2 separate regions of the Homo sapiens genome follow, and region 1 is linked to region 2. Evidence: read pairs that join two places in POLR2A ChIA-PET (ENCODE). Cell type or tissue: MCF 10A. All regions are shown on one strand. Each heading gives the region's core, and the rest is flanking DNA. Links, peaks and the distances in the headings are about the cores only. Region 1 overlaps IL6R (interleukin 6 receptor). Region 2 holds the start of LOC124904427 (a long non-coding RNA gene).

Evidence for each region. Peaks named below come from ENCODE experiments on the same cell type or tissue, not always from the same donor. Only the 100,000 strongest peaks of a DNase experiment are listed, where the experiment ranks them.
Region 1: POLR2A ChIA-PET joins it to region 2 with 5 read pairs; 3 of 35 experiments call an interaction of 5 or more read pairs at or near these places.

The regions. Positions count from the first base shown.
Region 1 is chr1:154,417,675-154,422,674 of GRCh38, reverse strand. All of the region lies in intron 1 of IL6R (interleukin 6 receptor), which reads right to left. Among named protein-coding and RNA genes, the nearest start is that of IL6R-AS1, 14 kb to the right of the region's middle. RefSeq lists an enhancer at 3,949-4,462. In MCF 10A, for the core only: no CTCF peak of the experiment used is centred there; DNase peaks (open chromatin) are centred at 2,274, 2,954 and 4,204.
Region 2 is chr1:154,626,054-154,632,605 of GRCh38, reverse strand. It overlaps LOC124904427 (a long non-coding RNA gene), which reads right to left and starts at 4,650. Exons shown (of 2, transcript XR_007066635.1): 1 at 4,539-4,650; 2 at 210-1,048. It also overlaps a transcript of ADAR not described here. RefSeq lists an enhancer at 4,738-5,523. In MCF 10A, for the core only: no CTCF peak of the experiment used is centred there; a DNase peak (open chromatin) is centred at 4,605.

The sequences.
Region 1 (5,000 bases), core at 1-5,000, 210 kb after region 2:
TGTCCGTGAGCAATTGCTCAGCATTCAGAGCCAGGATTGCAAGCCTATGCCTGTCCCTTCTTCAAGAATTCAATAATTTTTGTGCACCCATGATGTGCAAGTTCAGAAGTTCCTAATCCAGGAAAAAAAAAACTCCATATTGAAGCTACTGAGCATCTACAATGCACTGGCACTCCTTCCTATCATTTCCATATCGTAATCTTCTTTAAACCCCACAAAGCCCTAGAACTTAAAACTATCTGTAATACAGGCCAACCTGATATAAATGTCTCCAACATACTGAGGGAACTAAGAAGAGGGATCAATTATTCTAAAGGGGGAAGAGAGATTTTATTGGGGCCTTGATAAATGAGTGGGGGTTTGATAAGTGGAGCCACAGGGAGTTACATTCCATAAAGAGAGAACAGTATATGCAAGGCATTAAGAACTGAGTCACCAGGCGCCGTGGCTCACGCCTGTAATCCCAGCACTGTGGGAGGCCGAGGCGGGCAGATCACCTGAGGTCGGGAGTTTGAGAGCAGCCTGACCAACATGGAGAAACCCCATACTAAAAATACAAAATTAGCCGGGCGTGGTGGCACACACCTGTAATCCCAGCTACTCAGGAGGCTGAGGCAGGAGAATCACTTGAACCCAGGAGGCAGAGATTGCAGTGAACTGAGATTGCACCATTGCACTCCAGCCTGGGCCACAAAAGTGAAACTCTATCTCCAAAATAATAATAATAATAATTAAAAAAAAAAGAATTGAGAGTCACCAGGCATCGTGGCTTACGCCTGTCATCCCAGCACATTGGGAGGCTGAGATGGGAGGATCGTTTGTGCCCAGGTGGCTGAGACCAGCCTGGGCAACACGGCAAAACTCCATCTCTACCAAAAAACTCTAAAATTAGCTGGGCATGGTGACACATGTCTGCGGTCCCAGCTATCTGGGAGGCTGTGGCAGAAGGATCACTTGAGCCCAGGAGGTCAAGTCTGAAGTGAGCTGTGATTGTGCCACTGCACTCCAGCCTGGGACCCAGAGCAAGACTGTGTCTCAAAAAAACAAAAAACAGTGAGAGTTCTGGGGAGGGCTGGTGTCTGGAGTATCTGAAATGCAGTAAGGAGGGAAGGAAGACCTACAGGGGAACATGGAGGGTGTGAGCACCCTCAAAGAGATCAGGCCTGACTCCACAGGCAGGGGGACTTTTGGTTCCTCTGTGGCCCCTTCTGAAATGCTATGCCTTTGCAACCCAAGAGCCTGGGTTAGGTTGGAGGCCATCCTGTGCTGCCAGCTGGCCTGGGCAGTGGGGACCCATGTCCCTGCTCAGAAACCCAGGCGGTGGGATGGGGTTGGCAGGCATGAGCCAAGCCTGTCAAAAGTATGTGCAGGCTCAATGGCTTCCCCACCTCTCCCCACTGCCCCACCAACCTCCAGGACAGGAGCATTCCATTGCTTCTTGTTTCTGTTCTCTTCCAATCTCCCTGAGAAAAAACCGACTGTCCCCTGCCCCTCCTTGGCTCCTGTGCATCATGAAGCAGCGCAGAGGCAGGAGGGAGGAAGAGCACCCAAGGACTGCGCCAAGGCCAGGGTCACATACAGGGAGGGAGCAGCTTCAGCCCAGGCTAAGAAAGAATGGGATTCTGCAGAGAGGACAAGGAAGCACCTCACCTGGGACTAAGATCACAAAAGGAGGCAGTATTGCCTCCCGAAAACAAACCCCCAAGCTCCTCCTCAACAGTCAGTGTTGGTGTCTGGTCTGGTCTGGTCAGTTTAATCACTGACTATTAATTGTGTGGGGTTGGGCTGACACAAACGTACAGTCTGCCTTGATTTGTTCTTTAATATAAAGTACATCTCAGTAGGGTGCAGTGGCTCACGCCTGTAATCTCAGCACTTTGGGAGGCTGAGACGGGTGGATCACTTGAGGTCAGGAGTTCGAGACCAGCCTGGCCAACATGGTGAAACCCTGTCTCTATTAAAAATACAAAAATTAGCCAGGCTTGGTGGTGTGTGCCTGTAATCCCAGCTACTCAGGAGGCTGAGGCATGAGAATCGCTTGAATCCGGGAGGCAGAGGCTGCAGTGAGTCGAAGGCTGCAGTGAGCTGAGATTGCACCACTGCACTCCAGCCTGGGCGAGACTCCTTCTTGAAAATAAATAAATAAATAAATAAATAAATAAAATAAAATAAAGTACATCTCCACAAGCAGGAGGCCCCTTGGTGTAGAGGAAACAGCTCTGTGCTGTCAGGTGACCTGAGTTCTATTCCTGGTCTTGTGATGACTCACAGGCAGCCATGGGCACGTCACCGCCCCTGGCAGAGCCCACTGGCCTTCTCTGTGAAATGAGGATTCAGACTGTGACCTGTAGATCCCCCACAGGCCCCCACTCCTGCGGTCTAGCATCCCATGGCGCCCAATCATTAGCTCTCAGAGGGCAGGAAGCAAACAATACTCAGCTTGAAAACACATAATGAATCTATGGATTTATTATTTAATAGTTGATGGCTTTGGGAGAAGGATGATGACCAGATCATCCCAGTGCCCTCAGAAAAATGCTTCTTTCTCCCTGGAGAGCTCTAGGGGAGGGAAAATTCCCACAACCTCCCTTGCCTCCCATTCCTCAAGGGAAAGAGAGTTTAGGTCCTAGTAACTCCCAACAAGCAAGCCCATATCTCCCTGCCCCGGTGGCCTAGGATTCCCCCTCCCAGGGACACTGGGACCCCCACCATGGCCCAGACACCCTTTGGTCTGGGGACCCTGCAGCACAGCTCTGGGAAAGTGGGGTTCCTCCCCAGTTGGGACCTAAGTTTGGGTGCCAGGAATCCAAACAGCTTTGTTGTTTTTCTACTTTTTCCCCCTCTTCAAGTAAACTTGCAAATGTCAATAACCAGAGAAAAACACGCACACGGAGACACATATTTCTCAACTCTCTTGCAGCTTGCCGCAGCTCTTGCCAGCAAAAACAAGTTCAGCTTCCTGGCCCCGTTTATGTAAGCGGTGAACCAGCTGCCTGGCCTGCCACCGAGGACACAGGCTTGGCTCGTGCCTGCTAATCCCATCTCACCACCCCAGTTTCTGAGCAGAGACGCAGGTCCCCGCTGCCCAGGCCAGCTGGCAGCACAGGAGGCCCCCAGCCTAACCCAGCTTCTTGGGTTGCAAAGGCATAGGATTTCAGAAGGGGCTACAGAGGAAACAAAGGTCCCCTGTCAGCAATAATGGTCTTGATCTAAAAGTAGGTGGGTGCTGAGAAGCCTCCAGGAGAAGCCTGTGGACACCTTGTGTCCACATGGAAACAAGTATAGAATTTGGTCCCACGAGGGCTAGGACAAGTCCCAGTGCTCTTGGTCACCTGTTCTTGCATTCTCCATCTTTGGACTGAGACTGGCTCCTGGCTTTGATGTGATAATAACCATAACAATCATTAGCAACTGGGACACTTACCCTGCGCCCTGGGCTTTCCCTAAGAGCACACTACTCACAAAAAGTCTGCCAGGGAGGAAGTCTTGTCCCCATTTCATTGTTGAGGCAACAAGAGATCAGAGAAGTTAGGGAACTTGCCCAAATTCACACAGCTCATGCATGAGGGAATCCACGCTGGACCCAGATGAGCCTGGCCAAAGCCTCTCTCTACTTGGCCCAGGTACCTCTCCATGCTCCACCCCCAGCTCCCTTCTCTGGGCTCCCCACCACCCTCTCTCTCCCCCTCTCCCAATTTCCTCTCCTCTTCCCTGCTCTTCTCACATCTTTCCACCCTTCAGAGGCCCAGGGAAGGGAATGCTGAGGCTTGAGGGGTGTGCACAAGGGGGGGTCAGCGCCATCACTGCAGCTGCCAACCTAATGGGGCACTGGGGACTCTCAGGAGCCAGGAGTCGTGCCCTTGGCCTTTCTCTCCCTTCCCCCACAGCCGCAGCGTGTATAGGATGAGTTAGAGCCTAAAACTGCCTCCCCTTGGACTCCAAATCTCGCGTCCTCCCCAAGTCACCCCACCATCTGGGCCCATTCATTTCTCCTTAACATTTCAGAGGGCACCCTCGGCCACTGTCCAGGAAGAGGCAAGGCCGCAGGCTACGGCAAGTCAAGGCTCCCAGGCTCTAATGGGAGGCCCAGCAACCTTCTCTGACTCAGCTCCCAGCCCCACCTGTCCGCAACCCCCTCTTCTCAGATGACTAGCTTTGGCTGGCAGGCCCCTGCTCCCTCCTCCCCCACATATGTATTTGTACTTCTTGTACCTGCTTGTATTTGTCTGAGTCAGTATTTACCTTGGCCTTGCCTTCCTCCCATCCACACGATGGACTGTACACTGCTGGAGAGAGGGTCTGGGAGGGAGGCTCCTTTGGACCCATAAACAGGTAATGCTCAATGCTGACTCAGAGACCCACGTGCGCGTGTGACCAACTCAGGAGATAAAACATCTAATCCTCCTCTGGCAGCATCAGAGATAACCACCTGGCTCCAGTCCAAGAAGGTACAACCTGGGTCAACTCTCAGAGATTATAAACTAATTAGAGGAAAAGATATCTAAGGCCATGTGCGGCAGCTCACGCCTGTAATCTCAGCACTTTGGGAGGCTGAGGCTGGCGGATCACCTGAGATCAGGAGTTCAAGACCAGCCTAGCCAAAATGGTGAAACCCCATCCATACCAAAAAATACAAAAATTAGGCCGGGTGAAGTGGCTCACGCCTGTAATCCCAGCACTTTGGGAGACAGAGAAGGTCGGATCACAAGGTCAGGAGTTTGAGATCAGCTTGGCCAACATGGTGAAATCCTGTCTCTACTAAAAATACAAAAATTAGCCGGGTATGGTGGCGGGTGCCTGTAATCCCAGCTACTTGGGAGGCTGAGGCAGGAGAATCGCTTGAAACCGGAAGGTTGCAGTGAGCTGAGATCATGCCACTGCACTCCAGCCTGGGCAACAAGAGTGAAACTCCATCTCAAAAAAAAAAAAAAAAAAAAATTAGCTGGGCATAGTGGTGCATGCCTGTAATCCCAGCTACTCGGGAGGCTGAGGTAGGAGAA
Region 2 (6,552 bases), core at 1,553-6,552:
GGAAGGGGATAATTATAAGAGCAGAACTAGAGATAGAAACGAAATAGAAAACAGGGAGAATCAACAAGGACAAAGTTGGTTCTTTGAAAAATACCAACAAAATAAATAAACCTCTGCAATGATTTATCTAAGAAAAAATGATAAGAAGTTAAAGGCAAATAATTTTTATCAGTCAGTTTTCACTATAATATGCTTTGGTAACTACAAAATCCCAAATCTCTGTGTTTATTTCTTATTTGCTATATATGTTGACTCTGCTGGGCTCTCCTCCACATGTATTCTTCATTCTGGGGTCCCCAATCACGCACATGCCATTCTCATGGAAGAGAGAAAAGAGCAAGAAAGCTGGTAGAAACATGTACGATATCTTTTAAAGTTTCTGTTCATGTACGATGATCAAGCCCATTGACAGCTGGTTGGGTATGCATTCTTCTGTCACAAGAGTCACCTCAAGTCACATAGCATTAGGTAGAAATGTATAGTCCTCTTATAAGAAAAGGAACAAATATTTGGAGAGCAATAACACAGTCTACCACAAGTAATATTATAAATGAAAAAAGAGCTATAAATACAGCAGAGATTAAGAAGATAATACAATCAATAACTATGCCAATGAGCTTAAACCCTTAGATGACATGGAAAAAATTCTAGAACCTATTATTTTATTAAACTGACTCAAGGAGAAAGAAAATAATTGAACAGTTTCATAACTATTAAATAAACCAAAGTCGTATTTTACAAACTTCACACAAGGAAAATACCCAGCCGAGATGGTTTTGCTGTGCTGTTCTGTTCTGTTTTGTTTGGTTTTTGTTTTTTGGAGATGGAGTCTTGTTGCTCAGTCTGGTCTTGAATTCCTTGCCTCAAGTGATCCTCCTGCTTGAGCCTCTCAAGTAGTTGAGATTATAGGTGTAAGCCACTGCACCCAGCTCCAGACAGTTTTACTGGTGAATTCTACTGATGCTTGAAAGGAAAATCACTCCAATCTTATTAAAATTCTTCCAGAGGATACAAAAAAAGGGAATACTCCTTATGTCACTTTATGAGCCTTGAAACCCAAACAGATCAAGACAGAATGAGAAAGGAATATCACAAGTCCATGTTTTTCATAAACACAAACGCAAAAATCCTACATAGAATATAACATAGACATAGAATATATAGAGCACAATAGCATATAAAATTGAGACTTTATGGTCCAGTTGTTTATCCTAGGAATGCAAGGATAAGTAGTTTAATATAAAATCTATAAATGTCATCTACCATATTAACATATTAAAGGGAGAAAGAAATTGTGTGATGATTTCAATAGATGTAGAAATAAATTAAATTCAAATCCATTCAAGATTTTTAAATTTTATTCAACTAGGAATAAAAGGTACCTTCCTTAACCTGATAAAGGAGATTTACAAAACGCCTACAAAAATATCATTCTAAATGTTTTATCATAAAATATACAAAAATAATACTAAGTTTCCCTTTCGAATATCAAGAGCATCAAGAATGCCCACTATCACCATTTCCAATAACACTGTACTGGAACAATGCACTGCCTTCTCCCCCAAACCAGTGTAACACTTTTTTTTTTTTTTTGAGATGGAGTCTGGCTCTGTCGCCCAGGCTGGAGTGCAGTGGTGCAATCTCAGCTCACTGCAAGCTCTGCCTCCCGGGTTCACTCCATTCTCCTGCCTCAGCCTCCCAAGTAGCTGGGACTACAGGCACCCGCCACCACGCCCGGCTAAGTTTTTGTATTTTTAGTAGAGATAGGGTCTCACCATGTTAGCCAGGATGGTCTCAATCTCCTGACCTCATGATCTGCCCGCCTTGGCCTCCCAAAGTGCTGGGATTACAGGCATGAGCCACTGAGCCTGGCCAAACCAGTGTAACACTTTAAGATAGATAAAAAGCAATAAGGGTTGGGCGTAGGAAAGGGGGAAACTGGCATTATTTTCAGATAATGATTGTTTACATACAAAATCCAAAAGAATCAATAAATAAATTACTACAAACAAGAGTTTAGCATTGTGGCTGGATACAATATCAATGTACAAAAATCAAATTTATTTCTATATGATCATCAAAAAATTAGAAAGCATATTTTTAAAGGACATCACTTATAATAGCAACAAAAACTACAAAGAATCTAGGAATAAAATCCCCAAAAGATGTGCAAGATCTGGACAAAGAGAATAATAAATCCAAATTAAAGCATTAATGAAGACCTAATAAAAAGAAAGTTATCCCTTGCTTATGGAAGACTCAGAATCATAAAATGTCAATTCTCTCCAAATTTATATATTAGTTATTTATTATTCAATGCAATGCCAACAGGTTTTTGTTGTTGTTACTGCTGCGTGTGTGTGTGTGCAACTTGTTTGTGTGTGCAACTTGAGATGCTTGCCTTAAAATATGGGAAAACTAAAGACCAAGCATAGCCCAAAAAAAGAAGATGGATGAAGAATAAAAGGGAGATTTTGCACTACTAAATATCAAGACTTTTTATAAAGCTGTGGTAATTAAATAATGTGGTGTTGACATCAAGATAGACAAATTTTCCAGTGGAAGAGAATAGATAGATCAGAAATAGACCCATAAGTAACTGGAATGTTGATATATAACAAAGTTGGGAAAGGTGGGAAAGTTGGGAAAGGTGGGGCTAGTCAATAAACAAACCTGGGGAAAAATAAAGGTCATTTGTATGTAAAAAGTAAAATGGGATCCCTACCTCACACCATATACAAAAGTAAATTCCAGAGAGAATAAGGATTTAAAGATTTTTAGGAGTAAGAGTAAGTGAATAAATATTAGGGTACGGGGAAAAGAAAAACAGGATAAATATTAATAAATTCAAAGTTAAGAACATCTACCAAAATAGAAAATGAAAGGATACATATGGAAGGATAAATTTGCAACACATATAACTGATGAAGAATCAGTGCCCTAAGTTTGTGAATAATGTAGCAAACAATCCACTAAAACAATAATAAAAGACTCAAACTGACTGTTATATAAAGAGCCAAAGATGGCCTCTGTATCTGGGTCCCTGAGTTGTTTATTTCTTCACAGCAAGCTGGTATCTATTATCTCAAAAGCCTTTCAGCACCTAACTCAAATGTTTATACATCCAGGCATTTTAAATATAACACAACTAAGCAGATTTTTAGGCATTTAGAGCTGCTTGCCTGCTTTGTATACCTCATGAAACTGTGCCCAACATCTGTTAGTCATAGATAAGATAAATCTGTGGTTTATGAAGACTCCAATTTGCTGCTGCCCTTGGGAGCTTTCTGAAACAGAGACTTCCCACAGGCCGCTGAACAACATCACCTGGACATGGTAAGGCCACTCTCTTCTGGAAGTTTCCTTCTCTTTTCCCCTTTTGGATGGTTCCTCTCCACCCCCAATCTCTGGATCTTCTCATGCTGCCAAGGACTTCCCCTAAATACAAACCTGTCAAAGCTCACACAAATAAAGCTTGAGTGTGCTACTGTCACCTCCTGGTCATATATTTTTTCTTGCTCAGCCCTAAAAATCCCTCAAATGCCCTACACTGACATTTCACAGAAGAGAAACTACAGATGGACAATACATATTTAAAAGAGATGCTTAACCTCAATAAGGGCAGTTTGAGACCATGCATTAGCAAAAGCCAAGAAATCTGAGGTGTTAGAGAAGATGTGGATGCTGGTAGGAGTATAAACTGGTACAACCACTTTGGATAAAAATTTGGTACTATCATATAAAGTGGAATACTGGCATTCCAAAGTCCTATCAATTTTATTCCTAGGTAAATACACCCAAGAGACATTTTTGCACAGGGGCACCAGAAAGCAATGCTGATTTCCAACACTGTTGGAAAGAGCAAAAGACTGGAAATTGCACAAAGACTTGGCAGCTGGAGAATGGATAAATTATGGTACATAATGGATTTTTATGTAGCAGTGAAAATGAACAAAATGTAACTTCGGTCAATAAAGATGAGTAAAGAAAAATGTACCAGGCCCAGGCCTCTAGATGAGAGTTTGGAAATACACACAAAACTAAGAAAAGTAAAAATACATTGCTTAGTAATATATATAAATGTGAAAAGAAATTAAAGCAATATAATAGTTGTGTAAACACAAATTCAGGATGGGAGTTACTTCTGATGGAGAGGCAGTGGCACAAGATGGGGACCACTTACAAGCTGATGAAAGTTAATTGATAATATTTTAGTTCTTGGTTAGCATGTCAAGTTAAAGAAGGTGTTCATTATATTATTTTAAAAATGAATTCGTTTAATTTAATTTAAACGGGCCATTCAAAGACTACTGGTTATAATGTATTATTGGCTAATTCTGTGGTCTTTTTAAAAGAGGATTGTACCTACGTATCTTCTCAGGCCTTCCGGCCCAACCACGTTATAAATGACTAAGGAGTTCAATCAAGGCCATGGGCAAAAATGCAGCATCCTAAACCCATGTACCTACTCCCCACTGTACCCAAAACAGCGGCATTAACACAACGTAAAAAACCAAGGAAGACGTAGCAACAAAAACCTTAATTTCCTAGAGCGCAAACAAAAGAGGTTGAATCACGTGGTTCTTCCTCCCACGCCCGGCGCGCCAATGATGTCACCAATCTGCGACCAGACCATTGATTCCCGACTGAAGGTAGAGAAGGCTACGTGGTGGGGGAGGGTGGGGGGAGGGTCGCGGCCGCACTGGCAGTCTCCGGGTGTCCGGCCGTGTCCCGAGGAAGTGCAAGACCCGGTAAGAGCCTCTGTCCTTCTCGGCTACACCTGCCTGGGCTGGAACGCGCGGCCCATGCGGCCTCTCCAGTCTCTGGCGTTGATGTTAGAGGAAGCGTGGGGGCGCCCCGGCAGGGCACTGAGGGTGGCCGCAGGGCTGGGTGGGGACGCAGCTGGTAGGGGCACAGTGGCCGGTCTCGGCAGCCTTCCAGGAGGCGGACGCCCGGGCCGGTGTACTTTTGTGCGTGTGTGCGCGCCCGTGTGTGCGCGAGTGTGGGCGGCAGAGGCTGCGCACGGATGCTCCGGCGCTCGTGCCAGCCGGAGCCCAGCAGCTGGGTACCAAAGGCCCAACAGCTGGGTACCAAAGGCCCTTGTTTCCCTCTCGCCGGCTCCCCCGCCTCGGAGAGTGACTGGAGAGTGAGCTGCCTGGGACTCGCCGCGGTAGGCGCTTTTGCTGCGCCTTCTACCACAAACTGCGTTAGGACCGGCCCTTTATCCCAGAGATAACATCGCCGCCCTGGCGTGCCTTCCACAGGGAAGGCGTAGGAGGCCACTGTGGAAAGCTCACTGCGGGGTCACGGCCGCCGCGCTCAGCCTGTCTGGCCTGGTGCAGGAGGCCTAGTTGCGTCACCTCCTCTTCCTTCTCTGTTTAGCTTGATTTGGGGGCCCCACTAGAGGGTAATCCGGCCCCAGGTGTTTCGTGTTGGTATCAGAGTTTGGGAAACTTGCCTTCCAAAAAGGGATACCTGTCATTGGATTTTGAATGTTGTGTGGAGGAGCCCAAGTATGCAATTAGCGGAGGGAGCAGAGTCTAGGCTGCCACGGGAGGAGACTTGCAAACAGAGGCCTACACAGTGTCTTGTTGCTAGAGAGGGAGGCAGGATTGCTAGAGCGGGTCATTGGGGGCAGAGAAGGCAGGGGCGTCAAACTGTCAGCAGTTGTGATGCCAACTTCTTTCTCCACCAGAGAAGCCTTGTTCCCATCCTTTTAAAGATCTCTTGAAATATCTTGGTCGTTATTTACAAACAGTTAGTGCTTGCTATATGGGAAAAAGGGAAATAGAGTGGAAAGGGGACATGAACTTTGGAGTCAGGTCTGCCACTTTGCAGCTGTTTGACATTGAATGAGTTATTTAACCTCTCCACTCCTACTTGGGCTTATCTACAAAATGAAGATAATTATATCTACCTTGCCCGAGGTGTCAGAATTCGAAGTGTCTAGCTATTATTAGTAAGGGCCCAGTACCCAGGAGCTTGGACTTGCTCCCTTGCTGAAGGTTTCCTATTGGTACAGCTGCTTGAGAAGCAGGGGAACTTTTTGCTATTTTAGATGTTTGCTATTCTGCCAGATATGATATGCAGACTTGGGGGTGGTAGTGGAGGGGAAATCTCAAAATCCATAATCTCTCTGCTGTACACTTCATTAAATTCTAGAACTGCAAAGAGGTGAAGATCTCACTTTAGGCCGGGTGCAGTGGCTCATGCCTGTAATCCCAGCACTTTGGGAGGCCGAGGCAGGTGGATCATGTGAGGTCAGGAGTTCGAGACCAGCCTGGCCAACATGGTGAAACCCCGTCTCTACTAAAAATACAAAAATTAGACCAGCATGATGGTGCACATCTGTGATCCCAGCTACTTGGGAGGCTGAGGCAGGACAATCTCTCAAACCCAGGTGGTGGAGGTTGCAGTGAGCCAATATCCACCATTGCACCCCAGCCTGGACGACAGCGAAACTGTATCTCAAAAAAAAAAAAACTCACTTTATTAATTATAGCTTCTCATTTTATTTTATTATTTTTCAATTTTATCCCGAGTAGCTGGGAT